2 separate regions of the Mus musculus genome follow, and region 2 is linked to region 1. A link is a contact called in ENCODE Hi-C or POLR2A ChIA-PET data. All regions are on one chromosome and are shown on one strand. The core of a region is the stretch at or near the end of the contact, and the rest is flanking DNA. Distances in the headings are between cores, read along the strand shown. Region 1 holds the start of Laptm4a (lysosomal-associated protein transmembrane 4A). Region 2 holds the start of Ttc32 (tetratricopeptide repeat domain 32).

Region 1 (3,774 bases), core at 925-3,424:
AGGTAATGTATGCAGGAGGCAGTTTCTTAAAGAAAATGTGATGGAATTAATTCTACAGAAGCAGTAGGGTGACTCTCTGAGTACAGAAGTACTGAAAACGTGAAAATAACCTCATCGCAAGCATACCAAACCACATTCAAGCTTTCCTGGGGCTCTTCTCTAATGTACATAAGGATACAAGACGGAAAAAGCTGCAATCCTGCAGAGGTCTGATAGTCCCCTGGGGTGGGCTGGGAAGCCATCTGCCTGAGGAAGATTTTCATCTGGTGTTCTGCCAAAGTTACTAATGACTTCAAGATACTGGGCGGGGAAGAGTAAAGAGAAGGAAGAGAGGACAGGGGTACGCCTCTCCCTCCTTTGCTCTTCATGTAAGTATCAGAAACTGCACACTAACTCCACTTCCTACCCTCACCCCCCACCCCCACGACGAAATTTCAAAAGTCATCCAAGTGGTCACGCCAGCAAAACATGTTCCTCAAAGCTTCGGCAAAGTTTAATTGCTTAAAACTATCTTTAAAAAATCACGGGTTTGGAAATCGCAACAAATAAGTTCATATGAACAGATACTGGGAACTAATTTTTTTTTTAAGTCACAAGACTTTCTGCCGAATATGGAACCAACAAGCCCGTCCATCTGCTGTGACAGAATCACACAGATCCTGGAGCCCAGAAAATGTCAGTAAGGACATAGCAGGCTTTCAATAAACATCTCTTCCAAACCAAGGCGGCCTTGGGATGAAAACCCACCTGACAAGGCAGGGAGGGGGTGTAATGAGGAAAATCTGACCCACTGTAAATTCTGGCTAACGTCTAGACTCAAAACAGAGACCTCTGGCTACATCACCGAACGCCTCAACAAAAACTGCAGGAGGCACCCGAACTGGATTTCGCTTTCGATTCGGACAAAACGTCCGAACTGGCTGCATAACTGCGGGACAATAATTGTTTCGATGGGGGGGTGGGGCGGGATGAGGGTTGCGCACTTCCCGAACCCGAAATGACGATCCTATTCCCATCCCCTCCCAAATCCTGGGGAGCCCCATCTCGTAAAGCCTCAGTTCACAGTTAAAAGCACCCCGAAAAGTAGCGCCCCAACAACTTTCACGTCCCCGCCCCCTGCCCACCAGGCCCACTTGTCGCGCAGGCGCACTGGCCTGGTGGAGCGGCCCTGCCAGCCAGCCCTTACCATGTACCAGGTCCCCAGGATGATCGTCCCGGTGCGGACATGGCAACAGCCGCAGCACCGGGTGCTGTAGAACCGGTCGCTGCGGCTCCGTTTGAAAGTCATGGACACCATCCGGAACCTCGCGGGCCTCGTTCTCGCCCAGGCCCCTGACAAAAGCTTTCGGCCCAGCGGTTCAACCCAGACGACTCTACGACGGTGTCCACAGCCAAAGGACGCGTCTTCTGGCCCGCCCTCGGCCCGGGCCCTTGCCAACTCCTGTGCGCCTGCGCTCTGGGCGCCCGGCGCCGCTCTCGCGGGACGTCGGCTCGGAATCTCTCCCTCCGCCTTCTGCCACATACAGACCAACGAAGAGCGGAAGGCCGGGCTACCTGGCTTCTGATTGGAGAAGATGTGGAGATTGAAACAGATCACGCCCAATCAAAAGTTCAACTCTCTCCGGCGCTGTTTGACCGCGGTGCGCGTGGCTGGGCTCGCTGTCGGGGGCTGTAGGAATTGAGGGTAACTCGGTAATTCACCGTCTCCCAGACGAGCTCCGCAAGGAGGAGAAGGGTGAAACAAGACGGAGTTGGTGGCAGACAGCGGGCACGGAGATTTTTGGCGCTGTCTTTCGCCACGTTGTCTTTGTCACTGCGAGGCCCACGTGACGTATTCGTGCTCTATTGTTGGGCCTGTCGGGGCGTGCCTGCGGGAAGGGGCGTGGCTACCATTCTGGCGTGGCCCTCTAGGCTCAGACCAGAAAGGAGGGCTCGCAAGTAGGCTAAAGGATTGGATTTCTGTCCTTCCCCCATCTCTCTGAAGCCTACTTAGAGGGAGCCAATAAATACCACTGGACTCTGCCAAAGGCCAAGGGATTAAGGAAAATGACAGCATGATAAAGTGGAGAAACCGCTTAGCTGTTGAGTTTATACAGATAATAGTGATTTTTTTTTTCTTCTTGAAGAGAAAGATTGTGAAGGACATTGAAATAGGCCAGAAAAACAAGCAAAAAAAAAAAAAAAAAATAGAGAATGAGAGAGTGTGTCTTAAGTGAGAAACAAGCCACACTTTTCTGCATGCTCTGATGCCAGAGTGAGCCTCAACTTTCTGTGGGATGCTGGACATTTCTACAGCATGTTACACGAGACTCACTGACTCATACCTCTTCTCAGAGAAAGCCATTTGACATAAGTTGGGTGATTCAGTTATCATTTTTACTTCAACAATGGGTGCTTTATATTCACTCTATAGTTCCTTCTAACATCTTATGATCCTCATTAACTGAGTCAAGTTTTTGACTGAATTTATTTTGTATTTGTTTTAAGATTTGTGGCTATCAGCCGGGCTGTGGTGGCGCACGCCTTTAATCCCAGCACTTGGGAGGCAGAGGCAGGTGGATTTCTGAGTTCAAGGCCAGCCTGGGCTATGCAGAGAAACCCTGTCTCAAAAACAAACAAACAAACAAACAAGGCTTGTAGCTACCTTGAGAAGGAATGAAACTGTACCATAGTGTGCAGCTGTGGATAATAGGCATAATCAAATAAACACTGAATAATTTCAAAGAACCTCAAAAGTATTTTGGAAAGAGGAAGGGAAGAGATGTCAGGACAAAATCCATGCCTTTACCATAATTTAAGCCAGTAGACAATGCTAGAATTTTATTAATGAAAATATAGTATATATGAAGAGGTGGTAAGTGGGTAAAGTGCTTGCAAAGCAATCGTGAGGATTCATGGAAAACCAGACGCTGTGGCTTTACCTTTCTGTAAAACCCAGCTGTTACAGCCAGACAGATGTCTTGAGTGAGGAGACATCCCTGCAAGCTCTCTGGCCAGCTAGCCTAGTGTATGAGGAAGCAAATGAGGGGGATGCAGGATTTGTGGGTCTTTAAGGTTCCTAGAATATGTGTGTGAGTGAAAAAACGCTACATGTGTAGCAGTCGCTAGAGGAAGCCAGAAGCAGACATAAGATCCCCCTGGAGCTGAAATTGCAGGCTGCCTGATGTGGGTCCTGGGAACTGAACTCTAGGCATCTGAAAGAGCAGAAAACACTTGGTTTTTTAGAAGACTGTGTTTTATGTATATGAGTGTTTTGCCTACCATAATTGAAGCCAGTAGACAATGCTAGAAGTTTATTAATGAAAATATACTATATATGTCTGTTAAGAACATGGACTGGGCATAAGGAGATGGCTCAGTGGGTAAAGTGCCCACTGGAGGCCAGAAAAGGGTGTTGGATTCTCAGGAACTGTTGTTACGACTGGTTGTAAGCCTCCATGTTGGTACTCGGAACCAAACCCAGGTCCTCAAGTGTTCTTAACCACTGAGTTATCTTCCCAGCCCCTCTTTAATTCATAGTCTCAATTTCCCTTCCCCGTTCTTTCTCTTTTCCTTTCTATTTTTGTTTTATGACATGATCGCAACCTAGCCTCCAGCTCACTATGTAGCTTAGGATGCTCTTCAGTTTCTGACCCCCTTGCTTCTGTCTCCTGATCCCCTACCTACGTCTGTCACAAATCCAGGGTTTGTGCATGCTAGGTAAACTGTACCGAGCTACTTCTCCAACACTTACAATCTTATTTCTTGTTCAAAAAAATATTTATGCTTGGTGCC
Region 2 (3,774 bases), core at 657-3,156, 110 kb before region 1:
AAGACAAAAACACTTTATTAAAAAAAAAGAAATTTCTGTTAACTTTTATGATAATGTAGTACTAAAATGAAAAAGCAATTTTGCCTCTCTGGCTTAATTCCATTTAAGTCTTACAAACAAATAGTCTTCTGTATTAGATCTCATGCAAAGACAAGCTTGCAGTCTACTATAAAGATCTTCCAGGTCCAGTACTACAGCTTGTAATCTCAGCACTTGGGAGGCAGAGGCAGGTGGATCTCTGCATTCAAGGGCAGCCTGGTATGTAGAGGGAGTTTCATGACAGCTGGGGCTACACAAAGAGAGAGAGAGAGAGAGAGAGAGAGAGAGAGAGAGAGAGAGAGAGAGAAATTCCCAGTTTCTCTGTTTCTCTGTGTTCACTCCACACATTACATAAGCGCAACAAAGGCAAATCTTGAAGTAACTAATGCTACATGTGCAGGCATTAGCACAGAAGATAGCCAGGCTGTGAATATCACAAAGAGTAAAAGACTTCACTCTATTACAGTGGAATTGTGAACCTGCAGAGTTGGATCGATTCTCCCGGTTTAACGACCAATTCACAACCAATACAGAGACATTGGGACAAACAATACGGAGGGGCTAAGAGTAAGACTCCCTGATAAGCAGATGTATCAAGAGAGGAGCTGAGACTAGATAATAAATATAGTGAACTGCCAACCTGACCTGCTTCTTCCTGACCCGGCTGACCGGAAACAAAAACCCGGCAGCCTAAAAAGGCTTTTCTACTTTTTTTTCACCAATAGAGCCCCCCACCCCACCCCACCCCCGCTGATGGCTCTGCTATGCTACTACTACACAAGTTCAAAGCTGGATCGGACATGCTTAGGGCTCTGTGCTCAAACTGACCAACCCTCAGTTCCTTAAACCCTCAAAGGAGTGGATCTGCGGGTTCCTGAAATCCTCTTCCGCTTTGCCGAGGGTTTTATCTGTTTGCCCACTCAAGTTTTCTCACCCCTAGGAAACCTTTCCTCATTAGCGGATTCTCTCATAAGCTGTACTTAGTCGTGGCACCCTCCTCCTCCTCCACCACCTCCTCCTCCTCCGCTGCTACCTGCCTGGCTTGAGAGTTTTACTGCCTTTTAATTCCTTAACTGGCAGAAAACAGAATGCAACCAAGACCCCTAAATGTCAAAATTTTTATAATTATCAGATTTTGGCTCGACATACAACCCCGTTTTCTAAAGACTCAAAGCGTAGTGGGAATAGAGGGGTCAGAGTGCACATCTTGATAAGCTGCTCGAACTCAAATATCAAAGTAACAAAGAACTGTACTGGGCAATAAACGTTTCATCGCTGGCTTGATATTCTACAGAAAGGACTCTTGTGATGTTCTAGCGGTGTCACATTAACAACCCTTAACTTCAGGAGTGTGCTGTGACGTCGTGGTAAACACTAACGGGACAGCTGGGTGCAGCGACTGTGCTTAGCTTAAGCGGGTGCTGAACCGGAACCTTCGCGTCCGGAACACAAAGGCGTCGCTGTGGTTCCGAGGACGACCACCTTCCCTGCCCAGAACAGCGGCTTCCTGCCGCCTGGGCCTCTGCGGAGACCAAGGCGTCCCCTCCCCGAAGGACAGGGCTCGGAGGGGATCTTTTCTGGGGAAACCAAGCGGCAGCCCAGGACTCCGCGGTCCGCGCGTGGCTCGGGGACCACCCACGCGCCCAGCCCGCTCTCGCGATAGTTACCTCCCGTGACGCGCGCACTGGCCAATGAAGGCGGAGTACAGCTCCCGGGCCTCGGCAAACTCGCCCCTGGAGAAGCGAGCCTGCGCCGTGGCCAGGGCGGCCGAGCTCTCTCCGCCCTCTCGGCCTGGCCGCAAGGCCATGACCGCCTCACCCGGGTGGAAGCGGAACCACAGCTACCGCTCACGGGACTTCGTTGGCTAAAGGAAAAGGACGTTTGTCCTGTTTGAAGACCCGTAGTATCGCGAGACAACTGGTAGCGCCTGACGCCGTTCGCGGGAAATTAAGAGAATTTAAATCTTTGTGACATGTGTATACATAATTAGATTAGATTAGATTAGATTAGATTAGATTAGATTAGATTAGATTAGATTAGATTAGATTAGATTAGATTAGATTAGATTAGATTAGATTAGATTAGATGGATGATAGATAGACAGACAGACAGTGCCCATGGCCGGGCGGTGGTGGTGCGCATATATCCAGGCAGAATGCTGTATACATAGTAAATAAAGAAGTCTTTAAAAAATTTTTTTTTAGAAAATAATTATAGAAGCAGACAGTAGAGGGCAACATAATATTGCTGTTTTCATTTTAGATACCCAAAATAAGCGTCTAGAGCTATGGCAACAGAGTTAATATTCTGTTACTTTGAAACAAATTTGTCCATGTTTCTGAGTGTGAACTTTCTGTAGTCTCTATGGTAACAATTCTCTGCCACTTCAGTCACTGTATATTTTCCTAAAAAGACTTAGCTTTTTCTCCCATGTGATATATATTCTGTGTATGTCTCTGTGTGTGTCCGAGGATGTGTCTGTGGATGTGAAGACAATGCAAATGCCACATTTCCCTACATTATAGTGGAAGGAAACATGGGATAAACGTCCTTTTTTCCCTTCAGAATTTGTTTTCATGTTTATTTCAAATAATGTCTCAGAAAAACTTTTGATCTGAGCTCTGAGAATAAAGAAAAGTGATTTGTTTTGTTTTTTCGAGACACGGTTTCTCTGTGTAGCCCTGGCTGTCCTGGAACCCACTCTGTAGACTAGGCTGGCCTCGAACTCAGAAATCTCCCTGCCTCTGCCTCCCAAGTGCTGGGATTAAAAGCATGTGCCACCACTGCCCGGTCAGAAAAGTGATCTTAAAGTACATTTCAGCAAAATATAATGAGCTGTGTATGGCAGATGAGAGAGGTCGGCAGTGCCTGTGCAGGTACACTGCTTACCAGAATGCTGGGACCGGCCACATTAGTGCATGCTGTGGCTGCTGGGGTCACATTTAGGCCACTAGAGTACTCTGAACCATGGCATAGCTCGGGATAAGCTTGATGATAACTACAGCATTACTCAAAATCAGTTAATTCATGTTTATTACAAAGAAAAGAGACCAAATGCTTCCTCTTGAATGAGGCTTGTAGTCTTTAAAACTTCAAATAATAAAAAGTCTTAAAATGCCATTTCCTCATTTATGAACATACAGAAATTTAACCTTAAGTAGAAACAGAGCTCATGTCCTAAGCCGCTGCTGAGCCTCCCTGAACCCAGGTCATGTCTGTTCTCTGCTTCAAGGCAGCCCCTCCTACCCTCTGCCATCCCCAGCTACCTCCCAAGGGGTCTCTAACCAACTGGTAACCTTGGCAAGAGAGAACTAGTTCTGTGGTAATTTGCCACAAACTATAAGTTATATAAATGGTAAATGAACAGACAGGAACTACAAAAAAATTAGTTCACACCTGTAAATCTTATGTGAAAAGAATCAAACTGTCTCTTGGTTGCACTGTGATGTATGGATTATCTTTTTTTTCCAGTACTGACAGTGGACCCAGGACCTGCGCAGGCTTGGAACGCATGCTACCACTGAGCACATGCCAGCCCTCCCTTTACTTTTATTTTCTTTTGTAATATATATTTTATACAAAAATACAACTAGCAGATGATGAGGTGATTTTCCTATGAATCCTTAGGAAATCAAGCTCTACGACACAGTCGGGTGCAGAGAAGCGTGTGTGCTTCCAGCACTGTACAACTGAGAGTCTTCTTTCCTTTATTCTACCGAGCTGTGGCATAAAGGG

The links. Hi-C counts contacts between places; a loop is a spot of excess contacts on that map. ChIA-PET counts read pairs that join two places held with the same protein, here RNA polymerase II (POLR2A).
Region 2: a map of regulatory T cell shows a loop between it and region 1 (3-fold over the local background). The contact joins the promoter of Ttc32 here to the promoter of Laptm4a in region 1. A Hi-C loop is called at or near these places in 3 of 37 maps with a recorded cell type or tissue (regulatory T cell and v-Abl transformed pro-B cells). POLR2A ChIA-PET finds 5 or more read pairs at or near these places in 3 of 5 experiments (Patski and embryonic stem cell).

Annotation. Positions count from the first base shown.
Region 1 is chr12:8,919,707-8,923,480 of GRCm38, reverse strand. Laptm4a (lysosomal-associated protein transmembrane 4A) reads right to left here and starts at 2,174. Exons shown (of 7, transcript NM_008640.2): 1 at 1,187-2,174. The coding sequence starts at 1,522.
Region 2 is chr12:9,028,129-9,031,902 of GRCm38, reverse strand. Ttc32 (tetratricopeptide repeat domain 32) reads right to left here and starts at 1,906. Exons shown (of 3, transcript NM_029321.2): 1 at 1,707-1,906. The coding sequence starts at 1,846. It overlaps Wdr35 (WD repeat domain 35), which reads right to left. Exons shown (of 27, transcript NM_001159527.1): 27 at 3,056-3,774. The coding sequence ends at 3,747.